Regions from separate parts of the Homo sapiens genome. Here regions 2, 3 and 4 are each linked to region 1. Evidence: chromatin contacts called from ENCODE Hi-C or POLR2A ChIA-PET data. All regions are on one chromosome and are shown on one strand. The core of a region is the stretch at or near the end of the contact, and the rest is flanking DNA. Distances in the headings are between cores, read along the strand shown.

Evidence for each region. Hi-C counts contacts between places; a loop is a spot of excess contacts on that map. ChIA-PET counts read pairs that join two places held with the same protein, here RNA polymerase II (POLR2A). Pooled maps may share reads with other maps.
Region 2: a loop to region 1 is called in a pooled map, with 2.1 times the contacts of the local background. The contact joins two enhancer-like sites. A Hi-C loop is called at or near these places in 1 of 50 pooled maps. POLR2A ChIA-PET finds 5 or more read pairs at or near these places in 2 of 52 experiments (Panc1 and activated CD4-positive, alpha-beta T cell).
Region 3: a loop to region 1 is called in a map of mammary epithelial cell, with 5 times the contacts of the local background. The contact joins two enhancer-like sites. A Hi-C loop is called at or near these places in 1 of 168 maps with a recorded cell type or tissue (mammary epithelial cell) and 2 of 50 pooled maps. POLR2A ChIA-PET finds 5 or more read pairs at or near these places in 2 of 52 experiments (H1 and activated CD4-positive, alpha-beta T cell).
Region 4: a map with no recorded cell type shows a loop between it and region 1 (2.0-fold over the local background). The contact joins two enhancer-like sites. A Hi-C loop is called at or near these places in 2 of 37 single-sample maps with no recorded cell type and 1 of 50 pooled maps.

Annotation. Positions count from the first base shown.
Region 1 is chr6:15,130,706-15,135,254 of GRCh38, forward strand. No RefSeq gene overlaps it. Among named protein-coding and RNA genes, the nearest start is that of JARID2-DT, 110 kb to the right of the region's middle. RefSeq lists an enhancer at 1,718-2,917. Within about 2 kb of position 2,751, at least 5 of the 41 ENCODE cell types and tissues checked have a DNase peak (open chromatin) inside an H3K27ac peak, as active enhancers do; they include mammary epithelial cell, where a contact is called at or near this core.
Region 2 is chr6:15,489,677-15,494,225 of GRCh38, forward strand. All of the region lies in intron 6 of JARID2 (jumonji and AT-rich interaction domain containing 2), which reads left to right. Among named protein-coding and RNA genes, the nearest start is that of DTNBP1-AS1, 54 kb to the right of the region's middle. RefSeq lists an enhancer at 2,014-2,515. Within about 2 kb of position 1,900, at least 8 of the 41 ENCODE cell types and tissues checked have a DNase peak (open chromatin) inside an H3K27ac peak, as active enhancers do.
Region 3 is chr6:15,441,016-15,445,564 of GRCh38, forward strand. The region is part of intron 3 of JARID2 (jumonji and AT-rich interaction domain containing 2); the gene reads left to right. Among named protein-coding and RNA genes, the nearest start is that of DTNBP1-AS1, 100 kb to the right of the region's middle. RefSeq lists an enhancer at 3,509-4,009. Within about 2 kb of position 2,261, at least 3 of the 41 ENCODE cell types and tissues checked have a DNase peak (open chromatin) inside an H3K27ac peak, as active enhancers do; they include mammary epithelial cell, where a contact is called at or near this core.
Region 4 is chr6:15,387,082-15,391,630 of GRCh38, forward strand. All of the region lies in intron 2 of JARID2 (jumonji and AT-rich interaction domain containing 2), which reads left to right. Among named protein-coding and RNA genes, the nearest start is that of JARID2-AS1, 140 kb to the left of the region's middle. RefSeq lists enhancers at 320-399, 410-519, 3,142-3,501. Within about 2 kb of position 3,300, at least 5 of the 41 ENCODE cell types and tissues checked have a DNase peak (open chromatin) inside an H3K27ac peak, as active enhancers do.

The DNA of each region.
Region 1 (4,549 bases), core at 1,501-4,000:
AGGAAAAATAGCTAAGTCAGTAGATAGAAGAAATAAGACCTAGTGTTTGATAAATTAGTAGAGTGGCTACAATAAACAATAATCTATTGTATATTTTTAAATAGCTAGCAGAGAATACTTCAAATGTGCCCAGTATAAAGAAAAGAAAAATGTATGAGGTGATAGGTATTCCAATTACTCTAATTTGATTATTACACATTATATAAATGTATCAAAACATCACACGTACCCCACAAATATGTACATCTATTAAGCATCGGTAAGAAACAATGGCTGGAGGCCGGGCTCAGTGGCTAATGCCTGTAATCCCAGCACTTTGGGAGGCCGAGGCGGGCAGATCACCTGAGGTCAGGAGTTCAAGACCAGTCTGGTCAACATGGTGAAACCCCATCTCTACTAAAAATACAAAAATTAGGTGAGCGTACTGGTGTGTGCCTGTAGTCCCAGCTACTCGGGAGGCTGAGGCAGGAGCATTGCTTGAACCCAGGAGGCGAAGGTTGCAGTAAGCTGAGATCACGCCATTGCACTCCAGCCTGGGCAACAGAGCAAGACTCCATCTCAAAAAAAAAAAAAAAATGGCTGGGTGTGATGGCTCACAGCTCATGTCTCTACTCCCAGGACTTTGGGAGGCCGAGGTAGGAGGATCACTTGAGCCTAGGAGTTTGAGACCAGCCTGGGCAACATAGTGAGACCGCCATCTCTTAAAAAAAAAATAGCTGAGTCAGATCTTGATTTTTTTATCTAAGCCAATTAAAGTGATCATGACAGGATGGTGATAGACATAGTGAGTAGTCTGTGAGAAGGAAATCATATTTTTGAAGGGATGGCTAATGCTTTAGGTTCAAATTCAGTGTTTAGTGGAAAAATTTTCAAAAAAAGAGAAACCCAAGTCATCTTAACACAGTCTCTCTGTCTCTGTCTCTCTCTCTTTCTTTCTGTGTCTTTCTCTCTGTCTCACTCTCTCTCTCACACACACACACACACACACACACACACAGACACGGAGCTTTCAGGCATCCTTGAAGTCGATAAAATTGTGACCCTAATACATTAAGAAAAATGCCCTAAACCAGCCAAGAGTGAAAATAAACATGACTGAGCAATAAATTATGATCTCCTTCACTCTCCTTCTACCTCCCACATACTTGCGTTTTGCATGGGGAAAAATACAGTCCATATGGAGGCTTTGGCGTGATCAGGACCCACCTCCCGCCCTCTGCACACATGCACGCCCTCCCCCAGGTGACTCCAGGCCCGTGCATCCAGGGGCACTGCATAAACATTAGCTGATGCAGATGGAATGAGCAGATGTCTGCAGTCCCCCCACCCCAGGCTGTGAGGGACAGCCAGTGAGGGTGAAGAGGAGGCGTAGAGGGAAACAGATGCCCTGGTTTCCAGCCCATTTTCCTGGTCCTTAAGTGGCAGTGGTAATGGTGGGAAGAAGCGCTCATTCTGACATTTGATGAACCCCCGCCTCCTTGTGCCTTTTTCTATACCATAGCCCTCAGATCTAGGCAAAATATTGGAGCCAAAGCAGATTGGGGTTCTAATCCTATCCATCCACACGACTAACAAGAAAGCCAGGGCCCAGAGCCTTCAAAAGACTTGACCAACCTCATATACTAGCCTATTGCAGAACCAAAAACAGATTCTAAGTCTTCTCCCTTCTAGACCAGTTCTGCTTTTTCGCATTCTCCTGCTCCCATTGTATGACCCAAGATTAATTATCCAACTTCTCATTAAACAGTATGTGCCAGGCATTGTGGTGGGCATTGGAAACAGTAAGATTCTCCGATAGTGATAATAAAATATTTCTCTGAAGATGCAAAAAAAAAAAAAATTATTCTGAGAGATTGTTGCCAGTTAACATCAAACACCTACTACGTGCCAAGTTCAGTACTATGTGCCAGAAAAGAATAAAATGGATAAGACACTCTTCCTCCTCTCCTTGGGATTCTCCTGGTTTAGACTAGATTCTACTGAGATGGATAAACAGAGAGGAGACTCAGACCATGAATGAACATGGAATAAACACAGATAACAAATAGACATGATTAAATATTTAGATTATGTATTGGCCAGGGGTTAAGTGGATTAATGGAGTGATGAGTTGGGCAGAGTTATGGGATTTCCATGTTTAGACAGAGTGGATTAGGTCGTCTAGTGTATGGAAATGCAAATCGAAACTGCTATAATCAGCATTAACACCCTGTATTCATCTCTAGAGGTGCCTTTCTGTCAAAGGGCGGAAGGAGCAGGACAGACAATGTCTCACCATCTTTATGACATCCTAGTGAGTCAGAGAACCAACACTGTAATTCCCAGGCTCCTGGGGAGGAATCAGATCCAGGGCAGGGAGTGGGAAAGTCAAGAGCCTCTCAAATCTAGTCCTGGCTCCTGTTCACCTCCAGTCCAAATGCCTCCCTGGAACACTTAGGCAATCCAAACAGGCACCAACATGATGATTCATTGTACTACAGCCCTTTTGATCTTTTCCTCAAAGGAAGAGACATTGTGAGTTACCTTGTAATTATTTCTCAAGTCCTTGAAACATGTCTGGGATTCTGTATAGAGCATAAGTTTCTTAAGGGCAGGGACCCATTTTGAATGACCCTAGTCACTTTGCAGCATAACCAGGAAGCCCTGAAGATGCGGCAGCTGTTCTCTACTTTCTTGCTGAATGAGCAAATGCTCTAAAGAGAAGTAACAGAAGAAAAAGATGGTTGTGCCATTGACCAGATGCCGTTCTCGTTGCCCATTCATTTCCTGCCCGCCCTGCACACATCCTGCCCCTAGGAAGCCTGCTCCTGAAACAAGTCTCTACCCGGTCAGTGATTCATTGAGATGTCCCTGAAATCACTTGCTTGACTCCATGTCAACAGAAAGAAAAAGGGGCTATTCATGAATAAGAGTGAGAAGCACCTGAAGGTCTTGCTACTTTGTTTTTATGGAGAGGATTCCATAATCATATTTTCATGGGCATCCCACAGTGTTGCTTGCGAAAAATAAGAGCTTAGGCCTAAGCTCTTGGTTTTGGCTCCAAACGTGAGCTTACTCCCTCCATAACGTTCCTCCCAAACCTGACCCCCATTCACTAGCCAGATAAATGGGAAAGCAAAGTGCTGTGCATGTTTTTTTTTTTTTTTTTTTAATTATTAACCTTTTGTTTCTTCATAGCATCCTGTTGCTTGTGTGCTTTTTGGTTTGGTGGGGGGTTTCAGACAGGGTCTCACTCTGTTGCCCAGGCTGGAGTGCAGTGGTGCGATCTCCACTCACTGCAGCCTTGACCTCTAGGGCTCAAGCAATGCTCCCACCTCAGCCTCCCACATGCCACCATGCCCAGCTAATTTTTTTCTCTTTTTTTTTAGTTTTTTATAAAGACGGGGTCTCCCTATATTGCCCAGGCTGGTCTGAATTTCCTGGGCTCAAGTGATCCTCCTGCCTCGGCCTCCCAAAGTGCTGAGATTACAGGCGTGAGCCACCATGCTCAGCCCATGTTACTTCTTCATAGCATCATCGGACGTCTTGTCTGTCATCTAGGCCTCTATCATGGATGAATGCTAATTTACAAAGCAGTTCTAGGAGTGATAAAATCTGGGCATGGTGGAGTGCGGGGTAGACAGTGGAGAGCGCTGGGTGTGACTCCAGATCCTGATGCTGCATTAGACACATGACAATCTGCATATGTTAAATAGCCTAAATTATCCATTCTACGAGGTATTCACATCTCAGAGCATGACGTAACACTCTCCTAATGCGATGGATCCTCACCTGGGCTTCCTGATTCCTGGGAGGTGACAAAGGTAGTGGTCTGCAAGCTATATATATTTTTTAATTTCTCAAATTAGGAAACCAGGATTTTGTCTCTAATGCCTTCAACTGCCCCACACAACAAATTCTGGTTATTCCATATAATGAATCCCTAAGGGCCTCTTTAAATTTGACCCTCTTCCCATGGATCCTGTGTTTTAAACAGTCCTATCAATAAAAAAAACAAAAACAAAACAACAACGAAAGCAGCATCATGTTAAATGCTATAACGATATACAAGTTTTACTTGTCAGCTAAGATAAAGAAATAAATAAGTGGCATTCTATAATCATAATTTAAGAAGAAATATCACAACCTTCTAATGCAACCCTTCTAATTTACAGGTGAGAGAAGCTGAGACCCTGAGATATTAAATAACCTACCTTTCAACCCAGGCTTTAGTGCCTCACCTCCCAAAGAGGGAACTGTTCTAGTCAATTGCAAAAGTCTATTTCAGCTCCATTCTTTTCACTGCCGCTCCCTTTCCTGTTACCTTCTTTTCCACCATAAATTCTGCCTTATGAAATAAGGTGAGGAACCTACCTCCACTTGCTGGGGACTCACTGTTCCAATCTTACCATGAGTTAGGTTCAGACCAACGCTGCAGATGGTTGCCAGATATGGGCAAATAGGCCCATGGCCTCTCTCCCCACTCCTGCCGCGTCAGTCCTCCCACCACGTCTCTTGTGGGGTGTCCTTGGTTACCACCCTCCCGGAATCTCACTTGAATCTTGACCCT
Region 2 (4,549 bases), core at 650-3,149, 360 kb after region 1:
CAGGATCTTAGGTGCAGGAAAGAGGTCCTGGGGTGCCCCTCACACAGCCGGCCTCTGTCCTCTGAGTTAGTGCAGGAGTTTCAGCTGCTTCCGGGGCTCAGGGTAGAGTCCTTGCAGGGAGCGCCATGTGCTCATGCAGGGCATCCTGCAGGTGTTGACGGGGATCCTCTCCTGTCACCCTTTCCCCACTTTCTCCCTCTTCCCTCTCCTCCTCCTTCCCTGTTCCAGTCTAACCAGCCCAGATGGGTTGACCCATGGCTCCAGATTCTAATTTGGCTCTGACTCTGACCTTCAATGAGACTTGAGATGTGATATTTAACCTTCCTGGGCCCTATTATTCCTTTGGAGCCAGTCTGGCCAACTCCTTATACCAGGGACATTGTGAGAAATAAAAGGAAAATTTTCAAACCCTCAGATCCTATTAGTTAAGTACTCTGAAAATAAGGTCAGTAAAAGCAAATTGTAGATTCCCTTGTGACTGCTTGATACAAGTGATTAGACTGTGACCTTTCATCTTTTCAACTGCATGAAAGATATGGGCCCAGAGGATACTCTGATCTTTCATTTCAAATATGATATGTGGATTTTTTTTTGTTATTGTTCAGCTTAAAAGCATAAATGTGACTGTATTGAAATGTGGAGGAATGTAATTTTTAGGGGGTGCTGCCGAGAAGTGCCTTTGCTCTGCTTGCTATAATGAACTGTGTGGGTGCATGCACCTGTCTTCCAAGTCTAAAACCACTTCCCCTCGTGCGAACTGGGCAATGCCATTTGATAGTGTGTGCGATTTATGGAGTCCCTAGAACCCGAGAGTTAGAACACACCAGTGCGTACTTCACCTAAGCCTTTTTCTTGGTGAGAGGGCTCTGGCCCCGGCCGTTTACTCTCGATTATACCAAATGAGCTGTCTTTGTCATGGAATGCACATGCCTGTATAACATTGCATTGTCATGGGGCTGGGAGTGCCCCTGGGTAATAATTTGGTTGTATGGTAAGGGTCTCACCAAGGAGCAAATGGTGTTTTTCTGTTGCTTTCCTGCAGTAGTACTTCTGCTTACATGCAGTGACAGAAAGTAACAAGTTTAGGATAGTCCAACAGACGAGCTTTATTTCTAGCAAGGGTTTTGAAGTATTAGTTTTCCAAGAGAGTCATGAGCAGGTTTTGTACTTGTGTAGAAATTTGTGTGGTTTGTAAGCCAGGATATTGAACCAGATGTGGCCACATGTGATTCTCATTTCTTACGCTGAGGCTGAGTGTGAGAAGAAAATGATCAACTGGCTAATCCCACTGGTTTTGCAGGACCTTCCATTGAGCTATAGGCTACTGTCACTGAAGAGGTTTTCATATGAAAATGTACAAGCCTTGCAGAAAAATCCTGCCCTAGTAAGATTCAGAGAGGGCCAAGGAATTGAGAATATTCTTTTAAAGTTCTGGAAAATACGGCTATTGAGAAGGAAACATAGAAAATCATATTAGTTTTTAAAAAAGTTAAAGGTTTTCTTCTCATGACATTATTTTGTCATTTGAATTGCACTTGCTGGTGGTGGGGTATTTGTGACTCAGTTACATTGCCTTCAGTGGGAGGAGAGGTTATAGGTACATCTAGATTGCCCAGTGGAACCCAGGCATCTCTTTTAGAGCACATTTGCCTTGGCCTTGGCCTTGGCTAGGAGGCTCCTGCCCATCTGCTGCTGCGGTCAGTGTTTGAGCAGGCTGCTCCTCCCCTTCCATAACTCACTGTCTGTCCAGTGCATTTCGCTTCTGTTTAGGCTCTTTGTTTTTGATTCAAGTTTTAAAGTGCAAATGGACTACCCCCAGCCACCAACTGTTTCTCTCTCTGGGCCTCTGGTTCTGTTTTGAAAGGCTGGCAGAGGCCTCGGCTCAACGGCTCCCTCTCGTGGAGAAGAAGAACTTGCCAGTGAATCTGAGGTTGAACTGAGGACAGCGTCATAATCTTGAACGACTAAAACATTTTTGCTTAGTTAACCAAAAACATCAGAGTCATTTCTCATCTTCTGCTCTGCCTTGGAAGTGCATGTTTCTCCTTTTCATCTGTCATCATACTGAGTTGATTTAAATATTGTGTGTGTCGGTGGTGGGGTGGAGAAAAACCCATAAGGATGGAGGGGAGAGATTTTATATTCTTAAAGCAAGCACACAGAGTGTGGATTGGGTACAGTTTTTAAGATGGAATTTCTGTTATTAAGAACAAAGTCAGGTAGGAACGTTTGATGTCCTGGACTTTCATATCTCTCACCTTATATCCCTTCTGCAAGAAGAATGAGGTATTGTTGCCAGTACTCATCTGGCCGAACGTAACTTGAAAATGCTCTCAACCTTGCCTGTTAAATTGAAACCATTCTCTTATGACTAGGAGGGATTGCTTTAATATCTCATGGCCGTGTGCCTGGGATCACCTGAGATACAGGTGACGGATGGCTGTGGGCCAAGGAGCACACGCTGCAGACACCTCACTTTCTGCAGAGCTGGGTTGGGGGCTGGGGGCAATGGGCTGAGAAGCCAGAAATCCACAACAGAGCTGAGAGAAGGAGTAACTTCAAGCACTTATGTATAAAGCTGCTCAGCTGAAATGTATTGTCATTCAATGGAGGGTCCTGCTGTAGCCCACGTCGGCGCTAATTCTTCAGTGAGTTCAGATGACTTCCTGTGTGTGCTCTTCTGTGGAATCCCTCAGGACGTGCAGCGGTGGCCTTCCTTGTAGTGCACTGGCTGCATAACTGGGGCTGTGTGGTTTTAATTGATACAGAGGTGGGTTGAGGGAGACCTTCGGTAACAAGGTAAGACAATGCCTTCCTCCATTCTTCTGTTTCCTTTTGTACTGATTAAGTGTTGGCTCCTTATAGACAAGTCCAGGCCAGGAAAAGGGGTGTCCTTTTGTTAGATTGGTGGGTCCCAGGTTTCCCCACAATGGTGGTGCTGGCTGGGTTGTTGGTTCTGTTTTATTTCTCCCTTTTAGGACACATGGAGCAGCTTAAGGGGCTTCCTATGTTAGCTTTTCAGCTCCCCTGTGGCCTCTCGTGGTGGGCATAGAACACGGACCCTCTGGGTTTCGAGGAGGAAGATGGCCAGTGACACTTGCCTTTTTCAGTCTTCGTAATTGTTTGAACTTCGCTGGTCTGTGTTGTGGGTGAGATCCATCTAGTCTTTGAGCTTGTTATATGGGCATGCGTGTGTGATATCTGGGTGGATACTGTTGAAGATAACTCCTATAATAAGAAGGAAAATATTGCAACTCATTTCTCTCATAAAGCAAGTTATTTGAATGTATACCTTGCCAATAATTCAGTATTTAGGTTTTCAGAAAGATGTAAACAAGGTGTTCCTTTTGCCATTGAAGATAGTGATATATAGAATTCAGCTGTGTTGAAAATTTACTTCCCTGTAGCATTGCTAGCCATGAACTCAGGTGCCCCCGAGAAGCCAGAATGGATGGAACCAAAGGCCTTACACTCTTATTTGAGATAGAATATGAGAGACATAGCACTCTGGTATTTGGACAGCGGTGTTAGGGAAGGGTAGGGTCCACGGATTTGTGGGAACACTGAGACATCTGAGGCTTTTAAACACTGATTCCCTTTCTTGATCCTCACCAATTAGCACAGAATCTAGAGGGAAGGGATTTACATTATTTTGAAGCTCCCCTAAGGGTTTTAGGGGTGCCAGGTTTGGAAAACACTGAACTAAACCTCAGCAAGTAGTGGTGGCTGATGCCTGAACCTCACAGGAGTTGGGTTATGTCCGGCACCATCTGGAGTTTGCCATTTTGATTAGCGATATACGAAGCCGCACTGTGTCCGTCTCCTTAAGGAGACTCTTGTGCTGGGAGTAGGGCTGAAACAGATTGCACCCCTACAGGTTAAAAGGAGATTGAGCCAACTGTAGAGGTGTTGTCTTTTGCTGTCTGAACCTGAGATAGAGCCCTTCCCCAAGGTCCTGGATTCCCTGAGGCCCATTCCCCCACCCCCACCCAGCCCCACCAGCCTTTGTTGCTGGAAATAAAGATCAGCCCCAGCTGGAGTTTACTGTTTGCTTTTGTTTTTCTAAATGTTTTGTCTTGTTTTGGTTTTAGTGGAAGCATTTGAAAGAACAATTAAAACTAAGAGATTTGCATTCCTCACTATACCTCCTCTTGCAGATTAACAGTACTTACCACGGAATATTTCTGTTTGTCCTTACCCCTGGTTTTATAAATCTGTTTTAAATTTATCATTGCCAGGTGCTTTTTTTCCTCTCCAAAAGGGTTTCGCATTATTTATTCCAGACCGTCTGTCAGTCCCACTTTTTTTATGGGTGACTCATGGTTTAAGAGCCAGAGTGTGATTCCTGGGTCTTCGCTTCTGCCTCTTCATGGGGCCTGAGATCTGGCTCTAGGAATGAGGCCTCCATGGGCCTGGCTCCTAAGAGATGATGTCCTACCAAGAATTTGTGGCTTTGATTGGACTGCACTTAATTGGTGGCATATAGAGAAATACAGGTCTCAGTGGCTTCTTTCCTTTTTGATTTTTATAAACTTCACTGATACTTCAT
Region 3 (4,549 bases), core at 1,011-3,510, 310 kb after region 1:
AAATTTCTGTCAGAGCCCCAAAATGTGGGTTTTCTGATACTTATCAAAAAAGGCTAGATGTTGTGGGTTTTCTGATACTCAGAAAATGTGATAATCAGAAAATGTAGGTTTTCTGATACTCACCAAAAAAGGCTAGATGCTGTGTGTTTTATCTCTAGCCATGTTTCTTGGGATCTAAAATAGCTGGATTGTATATTCCTAGATGTTTTCCATACAAGAACTTTGGGGTGTAATGAGTTGGAGGGGTGAGATGGTATTACTAATAGCGTTGATAGACCTACTTTCTGTAAATAGTGGCTGGGTTCTTAACTGGCACCAGATTTTAGTGCAGGTCCTAAAAATTGGCTAATACTAGTGCTTGTCATAATTTAGCATTCCTTTTTTTCCCCTTAGGGGTGATCCCACAGCTGGAGTGTAAAGACTCGCTATTGCCATCTATTGGTGCATGCTGGCTACTTCATAAGATTTGCAGTGGGTGGGGAAATTGCCTGGGATCCCTTTTCTATTTGTTACCCTTTAAATGAAGAAAATTTCTGTTAGTGAACTTACTGCATGAGAGGGAGGACATGTAAGATGCCAGAGCCCACTCTGGTCCTTCTGGGACTTAGAGGACACTCTGAGTGCCGCCTTTGTGCTTTGGTCTGTCGTGTGCTGAATGGATGGTTAGGACCTCACCTACCGCACAACTCCATCTGGTATGATATTTCTGGTGGGAAGTTTCTGCAGCTATCTTAGAAGCATTCCACTGGATTTTCTTTATTTATTTATTTTTATTTTATTTTATTTTATTTTTGAGATGGAGTTTTGCTCTTGTTGCCCAGCCTGGAGTGCAATGGCACGGTCTCGGCTCACTGCAACCTCCACCTCCTGGGTTCAAGTGATTCTCCTGCCTCAGCCTCCTGAGTATCTGGGATTACAGGCGCCTGCTACCACGCCCAGCTAATTTTTATATTTTTAGTAGAGACCATGTTAGTCAGGCTGGTCTCAAACTCCTGACCTCAGGTGATCCCCCACGCCTGGCCTGGATTTTTATTTTTTAATAAGCTGTATAGCATTGTAGAATACAATTTCTTCTTATATTTCTCTTGCATTTTGAAAAAAAAAAAAGGAAGTAAAACAGGATTCTCGCCTCACAGGGTCATTCCCTTTGCCTTTCCAAACATGCCCATTGCCAGGAGAGTTCTGGCAATTTGCAGTTGGGTGTTGAGTAATCTAAAATTGAGAGACTGCTAGGGTTTTTGTTGAAATGATATTTTAAAAACTAAATAGGGAATCCCATCGAGAGATAGTAGAAAGGCAAATTAACATTTTAACTCGCTCTTCTAGGCTTTTAAAACTGAATGTACTTAGATAATTTGTTCACTCCTTGTAACTACAACAGCCTATTAGAAATTATTTTGGCCAGATCCTGGCTGGATTCTGTAGCTACTTGCATGTGTTACTCTGACTCTTACTGTCTTTATGTAGTCCCTTCTGCCTTAAGATCTATCTGCTTTTTGCTTGAGACTGTCCTGAGACCAGCAGTCTTTGACGAGAAGAGTATTTGTGGCTCTTCCCTCCTGGGCTTGGAGTTGTATCCCTCATAACAACGGGGTTATGCCGTGTGGGGATGGCGGCGCAGACAGCCTTCCATAGGTGGTAAACTATAACTGTGTCATTTGTGACTGACAGAACAAAAGGGCTTTGTTGCCACTTTAATTGTTGATTAATGATGATCCCTCTCAAATTTGACACGGTTGCTTTCTAGAACACAAAAGAAGTCAATGTCAGATGTTTCCTTGATCATGACAGTCATGATTTTCAGGCAGTCTTGGTTCTCTGACATTTCAGGATGCCATAGAAGATTTCAAGAAACATAATTGAATAATTTTATTAATTGAATAAAAAACTGTACTGCATATTACTTTTCATACTGTTTGTGCAGGATGTCACCAGCTACCTGAGATTTATATGCACCAAGTCATGTTTTATTTGGGAAAAAGTTCATATCTTGTAGATATTTAGTGCTATTATCTTCGATTTTTTAATTTTTTTCCTCCTCTTTCCTACCCCCCTAATCCTTCCCTGGAATTAAAAAAAAAAAAGATTCACCTTTCTCTCTGATGCCTGTTTTCCACTTTAGTATTCCAAGGGAGTGAAGTGTCTGCGAGCAAGAATGGTGTCTTCCTGATGTGGTGGTGATGTTTGGATTTGCAAGGCTTGCCTTGTCCTTGGGCTGGCTTCTTCATGGATAGAGCTGATGAATATATTTTTAAGTAGTTATGTCAGCGTTCCTAAGGGTGACTCACAGTTCTGAAGTAAGTTAACGTGTTGCCTAAATGAGTTACTCCTCATTGGAAGGGCTAAGTGGAAGGAAATGCAGATTACAGATTGTATTGCTACTATTTAATCTTTAAGGGAGTAGGGGAGTGGATTTTTGGAATTGTGATATCTTTCTAAAATATATATGAATGAATTTTTCACCTTCCCCTCCACCTTCTAAAGTGCTAGGTGGTAGTACTAGCACTTTAAAAGTCAGTATATTTTGCTGTTTTACTGGCAGTTAGAAAGTTGGCGCTAGAAATCTTTAGCAATACTGACAGTTTGGAGATTTAGATTTTACTTCTCCAAAATAATCAGGACTTTTCATCTACTCTTACGAAATGATAGATCCAAAAGATTTATTACAGAAATTACTACATTCAGGTACCACTTGTTTTTTTAAGAGGAGGTCAAAGATCACAGAAGCTTGGAGCTAGAGAGAGCCTTAGCTTCCCTTTTTAAAATAGTCCTTAAAAAAACCACCTAAGAAAAAAAGACCCAGCTTGCCCTAGGTGACAAGTTAGGTGAACTAAACTCAGGTTTTGTGACACCACTACTCTTTTGCTTGTACCACTGACCAAGCAAAACATCATAATGTTTCATCTTGAGGGGAATTCAACTAACAAAAGATTTCTTTACGCAAATTCCGGCTATGGCAAATGTTTATTCTAAATAGCTTCCTATGTAACTTAATTAAGACAAGTGCTGCAAATATTTAATATCCTGCGGTTTTTTGCATAAACAAAGTGTTCCATCAGTTTATGTGTAAAGCAAGAAATGAGGCTGTGGACCACTAGGGCTCCATCTCCAGAAGTACCATAAAGCAGGCATTCTGCGTAGGATAACTCTGCTTACAGAGCCAGCTGACCTCCCGTTTTGTCATTGTGTGATGCCCTCCCATTCTGGTAAATCAAACCCTGACCGTTTAAAACTGTGGGAACTGGGTGGACCTTGCGCTTAGAAGGATATGGTCTATGCTAGTGCCTCTCATTACAGAGTTTGCTATGAATTGGTCTCTGCTAGCCTCTGGGTTCACTTGAGGATGTGTTTATTTTCTCTTTACTGTTCAGGATGTTTACAACCATTCTGTGTGGTTTGCTCGCAACCGCACTTGCATTTGAATTTGGTGGGCAGCTTGCCCTGGGTAGAGGGTATCCCTTGCCCGACCCCCCACAACCTCCAGTGCGCACACACACGGGCACACTCTTGTTTCTTTGAGTGGCTGCCAGGTTTGTAGTGTGTGTGTCTGGGGGGCGAATGGAGTGGGTAATTATTTTGGGGATGGAAACACAGGAAATTTTTTTTTTTTTTGAATAGGCCTTTCAGCAAGTTGGCAAAGCTTCAGGGCCAGCTCCCACACCGGCACAAAGAGCGCAGCCATGCCGGTCATTTTGCATTTGCCAGACACGAACTGTCTGATTTTTTTTTTTTTTTTTTTTTTGAATGAACAGACCCTCCCTCCCACCCTTTCCTTGCCCTTTGTTTAGAATTGGGATGTAATCTAAATAATTGGATTTACCAGCTTACGTTTTTAATATTGGAAAATTGAGTTAATAAAATGATGTTTTGGCATGTACTTCCCTCAGCAAGGGAACAGCTGTGCATTCACTTTAAGCCGCCTGGTCCCCCTTGCTCCTGCTTGATCCAGCTGATTTGTGTGTCACGCCATGCCCTTCTTGGGTTTGCAGGCTATCAGAAATCCTGGACAGAAATAGGATTTAATTAACCTGGAAATTGCTGTTGTGCCGCAGTCAGGGCTACCCTAGAGATTGAGTGCACAGATAGCAATAAGCTGGTTAACTCTACACTGTTGATGACCCCAGAGGAAACCTGGAGAAACAGTGCCACCCTTGTGTGAAGCTTCTAATGGCAGGATGCCCAGGAAGCTTCTAAATCAATCATTTGGGGAGGAAGGGGCACAGGGAGGGTATTACAAAAGAAAAAAGTATTTGGCATAGGACTGTTAGTTCATCCCTGGGGTTTCTTTACAAGCATGGTCTCGTGATTTATTGGTTAACTTTCCAAATAATGTTAGTGTGTATCTTGCTGTGCTCCTTCGTTCTCATAAAGGTGCTATATATTTTATTTTAACAACAAACAATGAAGATTGATTTTGGTAAATTTTTAAGCGGTGATACCTAACAGCAAGTGAGAGGTGGCTGTGGGAGGCTTAGCAGAAAAAGAAAGTCACCTTCCATGTAGCTTAGGGAGTGGATGGATGGGGAAAGGACAATAGGGATCTTTCCCC
Region 4 (4,549 bases), core at 2,050-4,549, 260 kb after region 1:
CTGGAGCTAGGGTCCCAGACTTGGCTTTTTTCCCCAGAGGCACTCTATAGAGACATCTGTAGGTCATGTCTTTTGCTAGTGCGGTGTCTTTAGTTAGACTGAATCCTGTGAGGAGCCCATGATCTCCTTGTCGCCCTTGAGGATGCCAAGACAGTGTGCGTGTGCCTGTGGTGGGATAGGATTGCTAATCATATTCTTGCGGCTGTGGTGAAAGTCTGTATATTAGTCAGCTCAGGCTGCCATAATAAATTACCTTAGACTGGGCTGCTGATATAATAGAAATTTCCATTTCTCACAGTTCTGGTGTCTGTAAGTCCAAGATCAAGGTGCAGGCCAGCTGGGTTCCTGTTGAGTGCCCTCTTCTTGGCTGGTTCCTCTGAGTCTTCCTCCTCATGCGAGGACTCCAGCCCTCTCAGGTCAGAGCCCTGTGCCCCTATGACCTTATTTACCCTCGATCACCTTCTCATGGACCTTAGGGGTTAGAGCTTCAACAGAAGACTTTGTGGGGAGTACATTACAGTCTCTGCAGGCCTTGGACATGGTGACAATTTTATTCCAGTCTAACTGTAGATTAAATTAAACTCCATGTTAATCTGCAGCATGTTTTCTTTCTTGCTTGTGTGATACTAGAACATTTTCCTGGTAAGTCAGGAAACCCTTAGAGCTGTTTGACCTTTGAGAAGCCTGGATGGAGTAACTGCTTTTGACAGGGGGATGGCAGTTGTGATGGTCCTGGGAGGATGTTTCTGTTGTCATAGATTATTTGGGGAAGCATTGTGGAATTATTTGAGGACTTCTGAGGTCGAGGGAATCCTATCTGTTTAACAGTAATTCATCTTATCTACCTTTTGTGACTCCCAGCCATTTTTTATTCTTGACGTGTAATAGAATAGAAAGACCCTGCAGGGTCACCAGATAGGGCTTCCTACAGCCAGAGGTGACTTGTTTGTGAATAGGATTTATTGACGTTCTTTCTTATAGAGTGATATTGTTCCCTGCTAGAGAAAGGCTTCATGTGTTTTCTAAATCTTCGAATTCTGTGATATGTGTATTTAAGTAGCTTTAATTACTATCAGATTTATTGTAATGGACTAGGGTAGTTTTGCTGTGCTTGTGAATGTCTTAGATCTGATTTCCCTCAAATTTAGAGGGCCCTTTACTTAGCTTTTGGAAATAACCTGTTATTACTTGAGCCACTTTAAATGTTTAGAGTCCTGTATGGTATATCTTTAAAAGCCAGAAGAGTGATTACTAGATATGCTTCTGGGAAATTACCCTACAGTTCATAAATCCCTTAATTTACAATTTGATTTTTAAGCTCACCTGCTGCCAAATCTCATCTATCCTTTTAGCTTCCTCTATAGGCTTTAAAATGTTTCTGTAGAGTCCCAGATTTAGCTTCTTCATAATTTCTTTCCCAAGGATGATAAAAACAGTACAAGTCTATCGTTCAAGGAGGTGTGGGGATGAGGAGAGAAACATGAGCTATTTTATAATATATTATAAAATATATATATATAATTTTTCTACAACAAACTATAATATAAAATATATAAATATTTTATAATATTTTATATTCGCCAGTGACATCCCATTCTTGATTATAAACCGGCAAGGCCAAACCTGTACCCTGCCATTGACATCCAAGGAGAGCTGTCTCTTGTGTTTCATGGTAACTTATGCCCCGCATGCTTTCAGACCCCGTAGCTTCTCTCCCTGACCTGTTACTAGTGTTCTTGCTTCATTTATGCTTTGGAGCTAATGGCTGGTTCAGCTCTTTCTGTGTATACACAGAAAGGTTGTCTTCCTGTGTGATCTGCCCTGCCCTTGTCATCTGGGTAATCCTTAACTGAGTCCCTGTTTTCTTTCTGCAGTTAGGTGGGTGCCTGTTCATGCTTGGTACTGCCATCTTGGTGACGGGGAAGGCCACGTGTGGAGGCTCCCAGGCTAGCTTCTGGTGGTCTCTGAAGTGGTAGTCTGCTTTTAGCTTTCCATGGCTCTCAAAGTTATGCTGCCATGTGTTACATGAAGGCAGTCCAAGGTCTCCATTTTGCAATCATTTAACTGTCTTTTATATTTAATCAATTTATTTAACTGTTTGTTTTTATTTTTTCTGTTGCCCAGGCTGTAGTGCAGTGACACGATCTCAGCTCACTGCAGCTTGCGTGCACCGCCCCCAGCAACCCTCCCACCTCAGCCGCCTGAGTGGATGGGACTATAGGCACGTGTCACCGCCTGGATGATTTTTAAATGTTTTGGTAGAGATGGGGTGTCACTGTATTGCCCAGGCTGGAACACTGTTATTTTTGATAGTCTGCTTCCATCCCATGTGATTGGGGTTTTCACCAAGGGACCCATGCTTTTGAATGCTTATTTGAAAAATAGCATCTTGCCTCCTTTGAGAGTGAATTTAGAAGAATGCATCTAGAGTGATCTGTTCCCTAGGGGCTCCCCCAGCAGTGTACCCTCCATGAGATGACTTTGTTCCTAGTGTCATTTGAAAGGGCCTTCCAGTTTGCTCAGTTGGAAAGTGTTACAGAGTTTTAAAGGGTGAGCTGGAAGGCTCTCAGCTGGCACTTTCTGAATCCCTCTGAGGAAAATGTTGGCAAACTCTTCACTCTGCCTGAACTCTTTTTATAAATGGAGAAGCCAGGAGTTGGGAAACTACCACACAAAGTGAGGTCGAACCCTCTGTGGAAACGTGTCATTATCCTAGCTAAGACAGTGGACTATTTTATGGTAATATGATGGTATGGACCCCCTCCCACCCTTTGATGTTTTGATGTTTCAGAGAGCCCTTCAGTTCATCTTCCTGCTACCAAAAATAGAAGTGTGTAGTGCAGCAATTTACAGTGTATTTCTATTTTTAACTGGAGAGACTTTTTTCCTAGAGATGCACATGGCTTTTAGTTTCCTTCTTTGACAACTTAAATGAGGAGGGCGGTGCTTGAGTGCTTTATTCAACAGGTGTCCCACCTTCTAAGGAAAGTCCACTTTTTTCACCCCCTGCCTCCTGCCCTTCCCTGTTTCAGAGAACAAGTTTCCACAGTAAGGAGGAGGAACTTGCCTTTGATTTATTCTCATATTTGTTGTCATCTGTCCACTTGCATTTCAGTCTGATGAGAAACCCAATGTGAGTGCGCCATGGAGCTCGAGAGGTTTCCATGCTCCTGAGCTGTCTGACTGCAGAGCCTATAGCCACTTCTGCCTAGTCCCCAGAGAAGCCTAGATATGGAGAAGAACCCAACAGTGCTTGTTGGTGTGGGGTTCTCTATCCGTTCATCGCCGCACTGCCGCACACTCAGGTCAAGCAGGGACGTCCTTCTTAGCTCTGTCCACGTTGTGCAGCCCATGCTTGGTGCTTCTAGCCTTCTGGGGTCTCCCTTTATGGACGAATTCCAAGGGAATAGGTTAAGATTGCCATCAAGTGGCTGTTCTTGGTAGTGGATGTTGACATCCCTGCTGGCCGATTTCTTAGCCCCTCTGTGAGAAACTCTGTGCAAGGGATTGCCTGTCCTTTTGTGGGGGTAGGCAGTTGTTGACAGAGCTCAGGTCATCTCTGGGAACGCAAGCTGGGCCTTCTCATGTGTGCTCTGTAAAACTGAAGGAAGACTGGGTTGTCCTTGGATCCATGAATACAGACCATCAGAGATTTCCTGGAGAGAATGGCTGGGCATCTACCCTCCTGCCAGCTCAGGTCCAGTAGGCCGCAGTCCTCCAGCTCTGCTAGTGGAAATTGTTGAAGGATCACACTGTCATCCCTGTAAGTATGTCCCAGGGTCCCACCAAGGGTTCAGAAAACCGACAAACTTGATACCACCATCTGTTTGGTTTGTTGTTTTCCGTCTCAGAAAATGGGATACTAATTTTTTTTCCTCAGAGGTGGTATTCTTACGATGAATGCAGTTGATTTATTTCAGGTTCTTAGTGCCTGGAAGAATGTAAACATTTAAAAGGGCGATCATTATTGAGGTTGTAGATATACAGTACCCCGTGACTTCCTATTTGTGCTGTAGCTTTGTCATGAAGCAGGACACCTAAGGGACGGTTTTCAAGTTGGTTTGCCCCCTTCTAGGTTCTGAATGCCAATGTCTTGTAATCAGGCCTCACCCTAGGGCTTGGCGAGCTGAGACTGCTGCGGCCCTGACAAGCATGGAAGGAAGGATTGCCTCTCTAGTTTTCCCCAGCAAGGCATCCTCAGTGGTGTTGGTGAAAGCTGCCCTGTAGGCGTAGTCGGTGTTAGGTTTGTATAGGAGGGGTACCCCACAGACTATTGGGTTCTGAAGTCTCTGAGGAGCCCTAGCAGAGAGTTTCAGAGCCAGCATGTGGCATGTAATGGAGGCTAGATCTGTGCCAGCTGGGTCAGTGGGGAGGCCTGAGACAGACAGAGGGGAGAAAGTGACTGTGGGAGAGCATCCGATGGGAACAAGCTCTAAGTTAGGGTCAACAAAAGAAAATTCTTAAGGCCTATCTATTTTAGGCAGCTTTTTAGAAATGATAAAGGCTGTGTTATGCAACCATTCACTTTGCAATCTGTCAAATCATATTA